Linked DNA regions of Homo sapiens: regions 1, 2 and 4 are each linked to region 3. A link is a contact called in ENCODE Hi-C or POLR2A ChIA-PET data. All regions are on one chromosome and are shown on one strand. The core of a region is the stretch at or near the end of the contact, and the rest is flanking DNA. Distances in the headings are between cores, read along the strand shown.

Region 1 (2,700 bases), core at 16-2,515, 3.3 Mb before region 3:
TGGGGTTTCTCCATGTAGGTCAGACTGGTCTTGAACTCCCAAACTCTGGTGATCCTCCTGCCTCGGCCTCCCAAAGTGCTGGGATTACAGGCATGAACCACCACGCCAGGCCTTACATGGCTCTTTCACAGTGCAAACATAAAGTTTGTCTGCCAATCTTTCCTTTTGTGAATCGGGCTTTTGGTGTCAAGTCTAAGAACTCTTTGCTTTGCCCTAGATCCTGAGGATTATGTTTTACATTTGAATTCATGATCCACTTTGAGTTACATTTTGTACGAGGCATAAGACTTTTAGTTCGAGGCCCATGTTTTTCCTATGGATGCCGATTGCTCCAGTGCCCTTTGTGGAAAGGCTTTCCTTCCTCCTGAAATACTTTTGCACCTTTGTCAAGAAATCCACTGGGCAGATCTGTGTGTGTCTGTTTCTCAGATTCTACATTCTGTTCTGTGCATTACTGTCTGTGCCCGCCCCCTGCCAATACTCCACTGTCTTAACTACTCTAGCTATAGAGTCAGTCTTGAAATCAGGTAGACTGACTCTTTCCACTTTATTATTCTTTTTCAGAATTGTTTTAGCTTCTCTGCCTTTTTTTTTTTTTCCGAAGATGAAGTCTTGCTCTGTCGCTCAGGCTGGAGTGCAGTGGTATGATCTCGGCTCACTGCAGCCTCCGCCTCCCAGGTTCAAGTGATTCTCCTGCCTCAGCCTCCTGAGTAACTGGGATTACAGGCACCTGCCACCATGCCTGGCTAATTTTTGTATTTTTAGTAGTGATGGGGTTTCATCATGTTGGCCAGGCTGGTCTTGAACTCCTGACCTCAGGTGATTCACCCACCTTGGCCTCCCTAAGTGCTGGGATTACAGGTGTGAGCCAGAGTGCCTGGCCCTGTAATACTTAAATTACTAGTGAGATGGAACATTTTCTTTCTAACTTTGCTGCATCTCTTCTTTCTGAATTGCCTCTCTCTTTGCTCATTTTTAATTGAGATGTCTTTTTCCTTGTGATTTGGAAAAGCTCTCTTTTCACTTGCCAAGTCTTCTCCTTCTCTTGGTAACATTTACCTTAGCTCTGCTGTAGAAACCTCTGATGGAGCAGTTGGAGAGAGCTGCCCATCCAGTCCAGGAAGGTTAGACATACCCCAGCGTTTCCCTGATGCCTTTTGAATGTTTTGAGTCAAGTCCCAGTTCTGCCCCGTGCTTGCCACATGACTGAGCCAGGTTATCTCACCCGCAGAATGTGGGCCGGCCTGCTGGGAGGGCTGGGCTCACATTGGGTGATGGTTGTGCAAGGCCTGTGGGGGCCTCTAAGGGGAAGGCAGAAATGGAAGGATTATCAAGCAAGCTCTACTCCGGGCTATGTTTTTGCATCCATATGTTTTTCTAAGTAGGAACTCAGACTGAGATGTGTTTCAGTGTTATATGCCTAACTTCCTGCAAAACTTGGCAGTGGCATTGAAAAACATAGCCATTATGGGGTCTCAGCTTTCCTGGGGAAATGGCAGGTCATCGAAAACACTGGCTTTCAAGTCCATTTATATGCTCAAATTGAGTGTTGCCTTTTGACCTCTTCTGTTTAATAAAATGCTCCAGCACGTCATCACGGACGTGCATTTTCCCAGGCCAGCATATGCATGAGGCTGTCCTGTGGTCCGGTGCACAGCCCTGTGACACCTGGGCTGTCATTACAGGGTGCACAGTAGGTGAGGGTCTGACTCCAGGACCACCTATCCTGGGTGCTTCACTGACTGTTGCTCATTGGCTGTTGTGGTCCTGAGTAGGGCAAACTCAGTTTCCCCACCTGTCAACTGGACTAGTAATATTACCTGCCCTTTAGCGTTGTCGGGAGGATGAGAGGTACTGGATAGGAAACAAGGGATTATAGGTACTTCTCTGAACATTTTACAGTGAAAATGGATTGCTTTCCAAAAGTCATTTTGAACCAAGGCTGATGATCATTGGTTTGTTTTGCACAAGAGCGCGTACTTTGCTAGCAGAGTGAGAGTGAGAGTTTGGGCAGGAGGCAGCCAGGCATGAAGATGTAGGAGGCGTCCTGCCCTCGGCCACGTGCGGGGATCAGAGTTGGGTGAACCCTGCTTAGGAGTCGTTAGAACACAATCCTGAGACAGTTTCTCCTCCGAGGTGGTTCTGCTGGGTTTCTCCATCTCAACTGCTGTTGTCCTGGGTTACAGTTACAGGCGCTTGTGTGAATTGCGGTGTTTTAAAGCCTTCAGAGCAGAAGGATGTGAACTTGTCCTTCTCCTTGTGCCCCTCTCTCTGTCATCCCACTTGTAAATTGTTTCTGGGCTGGAGGATAAGTGAGGAGGCCACAGGAACTTTGCATGTTGTCTCTTAGCATTTTGAGTTAGGAAGAGCAACTGAAAGACCGAGCTGAAAGCTACACTGAACCTCATCAACAATTCACACACTGCAGAGGCGAAGATGGCGTCTTCTCAGCACAGTGGGCTGGGTCAGGAGAACACATCGGGTCAGCTCTGCTGCACTTCCTTCCATTCCTACGGCCATCCTGGTGCCACCTGCAGCCTCTTACGGTGCAGGCCTCATCCCCTGGTGCGTCCCCTCTCTGCTGTTGCCTCGGGCTTGGCCCCAGGCTCACTTTGGGGTCAGACATGGGTGGGCAGCTCCAGAGGCTGCTCTCAGCATACAGAGGGCTCTTTCCCAGTAGCTGTGAATCTTCCTTTTGGG
Region 2 (2,700 bases), core at 3-2,502, 5.0 Mb after region 3:
CTGTAGTCCCAGCTACTCCGGAGGCTAAGGCAGGAGAATGGTGTGAACCCGGGAGGCGGAGCTTGCAGTGAGCCAAGATCGCGCCACTGCACTCCAGCCTGGGTGACAGAGCGAGAATCCGTCTCAAAAAAAAAAAAAATAGAGTGACCAGGGCTGCAGGGTGGGAGGTGAGTGGAGAGAACGGAGCAAAACAGAGTCCGGTTCCGAGATGAGGGTGTCTGGAGTCTGGGGGACCCAGGGAAGGGAGGAGGGGGAGGCAGAGGATGGGAAGGTCTACCCCCCAGGCCTGGACTATGCTGGGCAGGCGGGCCTGGCTCGGTGCCCATCTCTGGGCAGGGAGCACAGGGTGAAAGCAGATCTGGAGGGAAGATGTGGCATTGGATGTTAGAAGGTGCAGATCTCCAGGGGGCTGTGGGAGGTGCACATAGAGGAAGCTCAGAGTGTGTGTCTGGGCTGGAGACAGGATGTCCTTGGTGTCTGCTCAGAAGGGAGGTGCACGGTAGTTGAAGGCCCCTTGGGTAAAGACAGGAGGAAGTATGGGGAGAAGCTAGTCCCAGCTGCAAGGCAGACACCTGGTTGGGGTGTGTTTCATCTCTCATGCCACTGTACTCCAGCCTGGGCGATAGAGTGAGACTCTGTCACAAAAAAAAAAAAAAAAAAAAAAAAGACAGGGTCTCACTCTGTTGCCCAGGCTGGAGTACAGTGGCATAATCATAGCTCACTGCAACCTCCAGCTCTCAGGCTCAAGCCATCTTCAGCCTCCCAAGTAGCTGGGACTACAGGTTCATGCCACATTTTAAATTTTGTTAGAGATGGGGTCCCACTAAGTTGCTCAGGCTGCAGACACTATTTGAAATGAACTCATCTGATCCTGCAACAGCCTTGTGAGGTGGGTCCTCTTAATTCCTCTTTGACAGGTGAGGAAACCGAAGCCCAGAGAGGTTAGGACACTGGCCCAAAGTCACACAGCCTGTGAGCCGCTGGAACCAGAACCTAGGAGCTGTGTTTCTGCTTTCGTGCAGACAGATGCATTTTCCTTTAATACTTCACTTTTTAGATGCAGAAGGGCAGGATCAGGGAGGTGGAGCGACTTGCCCAAGGTCTGGCAGTGAGTTAGTGGCCTTCCAAGCCTGTGTGTCTGAGCAAGGCTATGGGCTCTAGTTGAGAACGGGCAAAAACAGCGGTCTTGAAGGAAGCCTGCCTGATATCCGTGTCAGTGAGGATGTGGGCTGCCGGGCTGGGCGGTGGAGGAGGGTGGCTGGAGATAGGCTGGGGCATGTCAAGTCTGAACATTTAGAGTATGAACTAGACATAAGACAGCCCTGACTGGGCACGGTGGCTCATGCCTGTAATCTTAGCACTTTGGGAGGCTGAGGTGGGCAGATTGCCTGAGTTCAGGAGTTCGATACCAGCCTGGGCAACACGGTGAAACCCTATCTCTACTAAAATACAAAAAATTAGCCGGGCGTGGCGGCGTGTGCCTGTAATCCCAGCTACTCGGGAGGTTAAGGCAGGATAATTGCTTGAACCCGGGAAGCAGAGGTTGCAGTGAGCCGAGATGGTGCCACTGCACTCCAGCCTGGGTGACAGAGCGAGACTCCATCTCAAAAAAAATAAAAAAATAAAAAAATAAAAAATAAAAGAAATAGCCCTAACCCCACCCCCTTGTGACATCCCCAACTAGGCTGGACTTCCCCCATGTCTGCAACAGGCTGGGGCATCCTCCGGAAATGAGTGCGGGAGGGAGGCCAGGGCTGGGCCAGCAGAGTTGGGGGAGGGGATGGGAGTGCAGGGCTGGGGACACAGGAAGAGGCTGCAGGAAAAGAGGGGCAGTGTCCAAGCTCAGGGTCTCGGGACCTTTGGGGTTTCTGCCTTGTCCCCCTGCAACTCTGGAGGAGCAAGAGGCCTGGGGTTTCTCAGTTCTTTCCAGCCCAGGAGTCCCCTGGGGTGGCTCAGGGAGTGGGGACTTCCCTGGAGGAAAGGACCATGGAGTGAGCATCTAAACTTTTGCATTTGACTCAGAGCTTTGTCTCTTATTTTGTAAAACCCCAGTGTATGTGTGATATGTGTGCACTGACTACAAAAAAAAAAAAAAGAAAAAAGAAAGAAAAGAAACCTAGGCCAGGCACGGAGGCTCGTGCCTGTAATCCCAGCACTTTGGGAGGCCAAGGTGGGCGGATCACCTGAGGTCAGGAGTTTGAGACTAGCCTGGCCAACATGAGAAAACCCCATCTCTACCAAAAATACAAAAATTAGCTGGGCTTGGTGGCGGGTGCCTGTAATCCCAGCTACTCAGGATGCTGAGGCAGGAGAATCGCTTGAACCTGGGAGGCAGAGACTGCAGTGAGCTGAGATCATGCCACTGCACTCCAGCCTGGGCAACAGAGCGAGACTCAGTCTTAAAAAAAAAAAAAAAAAAACGAAAAACCCAAAAAACCTACTATCCCCATATATAACCAATTTGTGCTGTGCACCAACAAGAACCTGCTTTAAATTTCCATTGCAATTTACAACCCCCATATTATACCAGGCAAGGTTAGTGGCTGTTGAAAATACCACCAGGACAGGGCTATCTAAAGACACATTCAGTAGTGCATTAACTGTACAAAAAAAAAAAAAGACACTGTGTAGTTTCAAAACAAATCTTACACAGCCTTACATTTCAATTTTTTCTTTTCTTTCTTTTTTTTTTTTTTGAGA
Region 3 (2,700 bases), core at 41-2,540:
GCCGGGTGGGGGAAGAGGAGAGTTTCACTTCCTTCCCTCCAGGGGCCAGGAAGGCGTGACGCCAGGAAAGCACCCCGCAGCGGGTAGGGGCGACCTGAGGGCTCCCAGGGACGCCATCTCCCAGAGACGCTGCAGAACGACCCTGCATACACAGGAGACGACCCGCTGAGGCCCCCTTCATCCCATCTCTCCTCTTCCCAATTATTTCCCCCATACAAGGCCCCCTCCCAGGTTATTCCTGACCCCTGCCCCACACTGATCTTCTCAGGCCTTGGGACACCCTCCCGTCCCGCCCTTCCCCCGCACGCTGGGAACTCAAAAGTTATTCCCCCCTAAAATACCCTTCCCAAACTCGTCCCCATTCAACGATGGTGCCAGACTGCGACGACCTGCCGAAGACGCAGGCCGTCCCCACCCCGCTAACCTTACCACGGAGACCCCACAATGATTTCCCCAGCCCAGGCGCTATCTCTGAGACCCCACGCAGCAACTCTGACGCGCAAGGGGGCGACCCTCCGAGGACTCCCTCAGATAACCCGCCCACCCTCCAGGGGAGACCAGGCCCCCTATCACTCAAAAAAAGTGCTTTCCCGAAGCTCCCCAACACACAGCGCCACTGTCACACATAGGGACGACCCTGAGTCCCTCCGCTGATATTCCTGGCCCCTACCCAGACGGAGACCCCACACACAGAGGGCCCCCCTGGAGACCATCCTCAAAGCCACCACCCGCTACCCCCAGGCTCGCACCCAGAAAGACTCCGCGCTTCTGAAGAAACCCACCTCCACGCACTTTCTCAAAGGTGACCTCCCCCCGCTGCTGGCATATCTGGGACCCCCTCACGACCACCTCGCCCCAAGGCGACCTCGAAGTGCCCCCAACTCCGCCACTTCTCAGGAAAGAGATTGGGAGAATGCGGCAGAACTCCCCGGAGGAGCAGGCCCGCTCCTCACCGCGCCCCCGCAGGGAGAAGGGAGGACCACCTCTCCCCCAGACCCTAGCCAAACCTGACACTCGGGACCCTGGGATGGGACGATCTCCCAGGTGCCAGCTCAGGGAGTCCATGAAAAGCTTCAACGAATCGAATGAGCCCCTTCCCCAGCCATAATACCCAGCCGCCAGAGATGAGGGAGGCTATCATTATTTACATTGCCCGTGCCTGGAAGGGAAACTGAAGTTGCGCAGGAACAATCCGAGGAACTGGGCCTTGAACCGAAATTCCGAACTCGGACCCGAATAGGCCCAGACAGAACTCCGACACCGCCCCCTACGGTGCGGCACGAGAGGGCTAAGGGGCGGGGGCATGTGCACCGGAAGCTGCCTCTGCCCACAACCAAGATGGCTGAGGAGAGGGCGGAAGTGTCCGCACGTCGGGCCTCCGAGGCTTCTCTTTCTCCCCTGGCGGTCCGGCTCTCGATGGTGGCGTGACGGGGGCGGGGGTGGCGGCGCGTTCTCCTCGGTTGGGAGGGAACCAGCCCGCGAACCCAGGCCGGGAGGGGGGTTCGGCCTGGGGGGGAAGGGACTGACATGTCTCTCGAAGACCCCTTTTTTGTAGTCCGAGGGTGAGTGACAACGACGGGGGAGGGCGGAGGGTGCTCTGTACCCAAGCCAGCCAGTGCCCGGGTGCCGGCCCCAGCGTGCCCGGCGGGCTGGGCAAGGCCGTCGGGGTGCAGAGTGGGAGGCGCACGCAGGGGTATATAGGGGTCTCCGGAGTCCCCCATGCGTTTGGGTTTGCAGTCGGGGGCAGAGGCAGGCGGGAGGACCGCCTGCCCCCAGCCGCGCCCGCCGTGCCCCTGCCCGCAGCGAGGTGCAGAAGGCGGTGAACACGGCCCGCGGGCTGTACCAGCGCTGGTGCGAGCTCCTGCAGGAAAGCGCGGCGGTCGGACGCGAGGAGCTGGACTGGACGACCAATGAGCTGCGGAATGGCCTGCGCAGCATCGAGTGGGACCTCGAGGACCTGGAAGAGACCATCGATATCCTGGGGCTTTGTGGCAGAGGGTGGCATGGGAGAGCCCATTGCGGTGGCAGCCCACCTTCGGGTAGGGCTGGACCCCTAGGGACGGGGATGATATCTGGCTCCGGCCTTGACCCTTGACTCTCAGCCCACGTATAGTGGAAGCCAACCCAGGCAAGTTCAAGCTCCCAGCCGGGGACCTGCAGGAGAGAAAGGTGTTCGTGGAGCGGATGCGAGAGGCAGTCCAGGTCAGGAAAGGTCCTGCAGGCGGGGAGTGGGGGAAGGTTTGAGTGTGTTTTTTTTTCTTTCTTTCTTTCTTTTTTTTTTTTTTTTTTGAGACAGAGCCTCGCTCTGTCGCCCAGGCTGGAGTACAGTGTTGCAATCTCGGCTCACTGCAACCTCCGCCTCCCAGGCTCAAGCGATTCTTGTGTCTCAGTCTCCTGAGTAGCTGGGACTACAGGTGCCTGCCACGATACCCGGCTAAGTTTTGTGTTTTTAGTAGAGACGGGGTTTCACCATGTTGATCAGGCTGGTCTCGAACTCCTGACCTCAGGTGATCCACCCGGCTTGGTCTCTCAAAGTGCTAGGATTACAGGCGTGAGCCACCGCGCCCAGCCTGAGTGTCTTTCCTCCCTAATGCTGTCCTTACCTCCAGGAAATGAAGGACCATATGGTCAGCCCAACAGCCGTAGCATTTTTGGAGAGGAATAACAGAGAGGTAAGCCTTCCTGACCCACCCTGCCCAC
Region 4 (2,700 bases), core at 93-2,592, 3.0 Mb after region 3:
CCGGGTTCAAGCGATTCTCCTGCCTCAGCCTCCTGAGTAGCTGGGATTACAGGCATGGGCCACCACACCCGGCAAATTTTTGTATTTTTAGTAGAGACGGGGTTTCACCATCTTGGCCAGGCTGGTCTCGAATTGCTGACCTCGTGATCTGCCCACCTTGGCCTCCCAAAGTGCTGGGATTACAGGCGTGAGCCACCGCGCCCAGCCTTACATTTTTATTTCTAATTATAAAATCCAGATTAATCCAAAAAACATAAATCACATGTAACTGAGGTAGGGTTTTCACTTTAAGAATATATTGTTTCTATCACAATTTAAAAATTTACAGCTGTGTCTTTTATATTTATTTTTTATTTTAATTAATTAATTCCTCACTTTATTATTATTTATTTATTATTTATTTATTTATTTATTTATTTATTTTTGAGATGGAATTTCAGTCTTGTCGCCCAGGCTGGAGTGCATGCGGTTGCTCGATCTCGGCTTACTGCAACCTCCACCTCCTGGCTTCAAGCAATTCTCCTGCCTCAGCCTCCCGCGTAGCTGGGATTACTGGCGCATGCCACCATGCCCAGCTAATTTTTGTATTGTTAGTAGAGACGGGGTTTTAGCATGTTGGCAAGGATGGTTTCGAACTCCTGACCTCAGGTAATCCACCTGCCCCGGCCTCCCAAAGTGCTGGCTTTCAGGCATGAGCCACTGCACCCAGACTTTCGCTGGGTGTTAATGTGTGCGTGCGTGCAAATGTGTGTGTGTGTGTTTGTGTCCACTCTGTTATGTGCCCATATGTGTGTGACAGCTGTGGTGTACATGTGTGAGTTTCTGAGTCAAGCTACCTTGGCTGGCTCCCATCCTGGTCTCTTTTTGGCTGTGTGACCGCAGGCAAGTTGCTTACCCTCTCTGAGCCTCAGTTTTCCCTGCTGTAAAATGAGGGTACATACAGAATCCAGCTCAGGTTGTAAGGATCAAATACGTAAAAGGTGTGGAGAGTTTAGAGCCAAGCCCTACACACGGTAAGTCCCCAGTGATGTTCCTCTTTCTATGTGTGGTGTGTGCGTGTCTGGGGCTGGGATCACGCCTGGCTGCCCCAGGGCCTGCAGCCTCCCACGCTCTGGGCTCTGCAGTGGAGGGTGTGGGGGAAAGGGAGGGATGTCCAGGACACTGACCTGTGTTATCAGGCTCTGGTGGCCTGGGCAGGGGGGTCTGGCAATTCTGTCTCATTTCTCATTCGGGAAATGCTAAATATTTATAGTTTGGGCTCCTGGGCCCAGCATCCCAGCTCCACTCCCAGGCTCTGGGGGCTGGGGAGTGGTTACCAAGCCTCCTCTCTCCTTCTGTCCCACTGCCCTCTCCCCGTCTCTAGCTCAGAGGCCCCACTGGACCCTCGGCTCTTCCTTGGACTTCTTGTGTGTTCTGTGAGCTTCGCTGGATTCAGGGTCTTGGGCATCAGAGGTGAGAGGGTGGGAAGGTAGGTGGAGGTTGATTCTCACTGTGGGGAAACTCCGACCACAGCTTGGCTTGGGGGCCCCCAGGCCACCCCGCCACCCCAGGCTGAGAGTGTAAAAGGCAGCGGGTGTTATACACACGTCCCAGTTCTGGGGGGTTGCTCAATCTCTGTTGTGGGGGGTGGGGCATGTCAGTGATCGGGGACAAAGAGAGGACCCTACCCCCGGATCCTTGTGAGCCCCTGCTTGGTGTCTGAGTCCAGAAGTAAATGTGGCCATCTCCAGCCCAGAACCCTCCATGGCTCCTGCCTGACTCAGAGTAAAACCCAAGTCCTCCTCCGGGCCCACAGGACCCTTCACACTTTGCCCTGACACTTCTTACCTCCTCCTGCTTCCCCCTTCTCTCTTCCGGCCTCATAGACATTTCTGCCATTTCTTTTTTTTTTTTTTTTTTTTTTTGAGACAGAGTCTCGCTCTGTCACCCAGGCTGGAGTGCAGTGGCGCGATCTCAGCTCACTGCAAGCTCCGCCTTCCGGGTTCACGCCATTCTCCTGCCTCAGTCTCTGGAGTGGCTGGGGCTACAGGCGCTCGCCACCATGCCCGGCTAATTTTTTTTTTTTTTTTTGTATTTTTAGTAGAGACGGAATTTCACTGTGTTAGCCAGGATGGTCTCGATCTCCTGACCCCGTGATCCACCTGCCTTGGCCTCCCAAGTGCTGGGATTACAGGCGTGAGCCACCGCACCTGGCCTTTTTTTTTTTTTTTTTTTTGAGCCTTGCTCTGTCGCCCAGGTTGGAGTGCAATGGCGCAATCTCTGCTCACTGCAACATCGGCCTCCTGAGTTCAAGTGACTCTCCCACCTCAGCCTCCTGAGTAGTAGCTGGGATTACAGGCATGCATTACCATGCCCAGCTAATTTTTGTATTTTTAGTAGAGACGGGGTTTCACCATGTTGGCCAGGCTGGTCTTGAACTCTCGACCTCAGGTGATCCTCCCGCCTCGGCCTCCCAAAGTGCTGGGATTACAGGCGTGAGCCACCGTGCCTGGCCCCTTTCTGCCATTTCTTGGGTGCAATCTCCGGGCCTTTGCACCTGCTGTTCTCTCTGCCTGGAATGCTCTTCCTCTTCTCTCTCTTCCATCAGGTCTTTGTGAAAGTGTCCCTTATTCTTTATTTTATTTTTATTTTTATATTTAGTAGAAATGGACTTTCACCATATTGGCCAGGCTGGTCTCAAACTCCTAGGCTCAAGCAATC

What was found. Hi-C counts contacts between places; a loop is a spot of excess contacts on that map. ChIA-PET counts read pairs that join two places held with the same protein, here RNA polymerase II (POLR2A). Pooled maps may share reads with other maps.
Region 1: a loop to region 3 is called in a map with no recorded cell type, with 6 times the contacts of the local background. The contact joins the enhancer-like site here to the promoter of IER2 in region 3. A Hi-C loop is called at or near these places in 2 of 37 single-sample maps with no recorded cell type and 3 of 50 pooled maps.
Region 2: a pooled map shows a loop between it and region 3 (5-fold over the local background). The contact joins the enhancer-like site here to the promoter of IER2 in region 3. A Hi-C loop is called at or near these places in 1 of 50 pooled maps. POLR2A ChIA-PET finds 5 or more read pairs at or near these places in 2 of 52 experiments (GM12878 and activated B cell).
Region 4: a map with no recorded cell type shows a loop between it and region 3 (22-fold over the local background). The contact joins the promoter of ANGPTL6 here to the promoter of IER2 in region 3. A Hi-C loop is called at or near these places in 2 of 37 single-sample maps with no recorded cell type and 8 of 50 pooled maps.

Annotation. Positions count from the first base shown.
Region 1 is chr19:16,445,661-16,448,360 of GRCh38, reverse strand. The region is part of intron 1 of EPS15L1 (epidermal growth factor receptor pathway substrate 15 like 1); the gene reads left to right. Among named protein-coding and RNA genes, the nearest start is that of EPS15L1, 25 kb to the left of the region's middle. RefSeq lists enhancers at 2,411-2,470, 2,581-2,660, 2,395-2,700. Within about 2 kb of position 1,265, at least 32 of the 41 ENCODE cell types and tissues checked have a DNase peak (open chromatin) inside an H3K27ac peak, as active enhancers do.
Region 2 is chr19:8,193,188-8,195,887 of GRCh38, reverse strand. No RefSeq gene overlaps it. Among named protein-coding and RNA genes, the nearest start is that of CERS4, 15 kb to the left of the region's middle. RefSeq lists enhancers at 333-432, 1-668, 1,043-1,092, 1,533-1,652, 1,943-2,032. Within about 2 kb of position 1,252, at least 16 of the 41 ENCODE cell types and tissues checked have a DNase peak (open chromatin) inside an H3K27ac peak, as active enhancers do; they include GM12878, where a contact is called at or near this core.
Region 3 is chr19:13,149,001-13,151,700 of GRCh38, reverse strand. It overlaps IER2 (immediate early response 2), which reads right to left and starts at 1,290. Exons shown (of 2, transcript NM_004907.3): 1 at 1,149-1,290. STX10 (syntaxin 10) reads left to right here and starts at 1,326. Exons shown (of 8, transcript NM_003765.3): 1 at 1,326-1,562; 2 at 1,804-1,973; 3 at 2,108-2,202; 4 at 2,610-2,672. The coding sequence starts at 1,528. RefSeq lists silencers at 1-15, 1,566-1,725, 1,766-1,815 and enhancers at 1,156-1,225, 1,246-1,445.
Region 4 is chr19:10,101,320-10,104,019 of GRCh38, reverse strand. It overlaps ANGPTL6 (angiopoietin like 6), which reads left to right and starts at 1,342. Exons shown (of 6, transcript NM_031917.3): 1 at 1,342-1,452. RefSeq lists enhancers at 1,163-1,212, 1,283-1,332.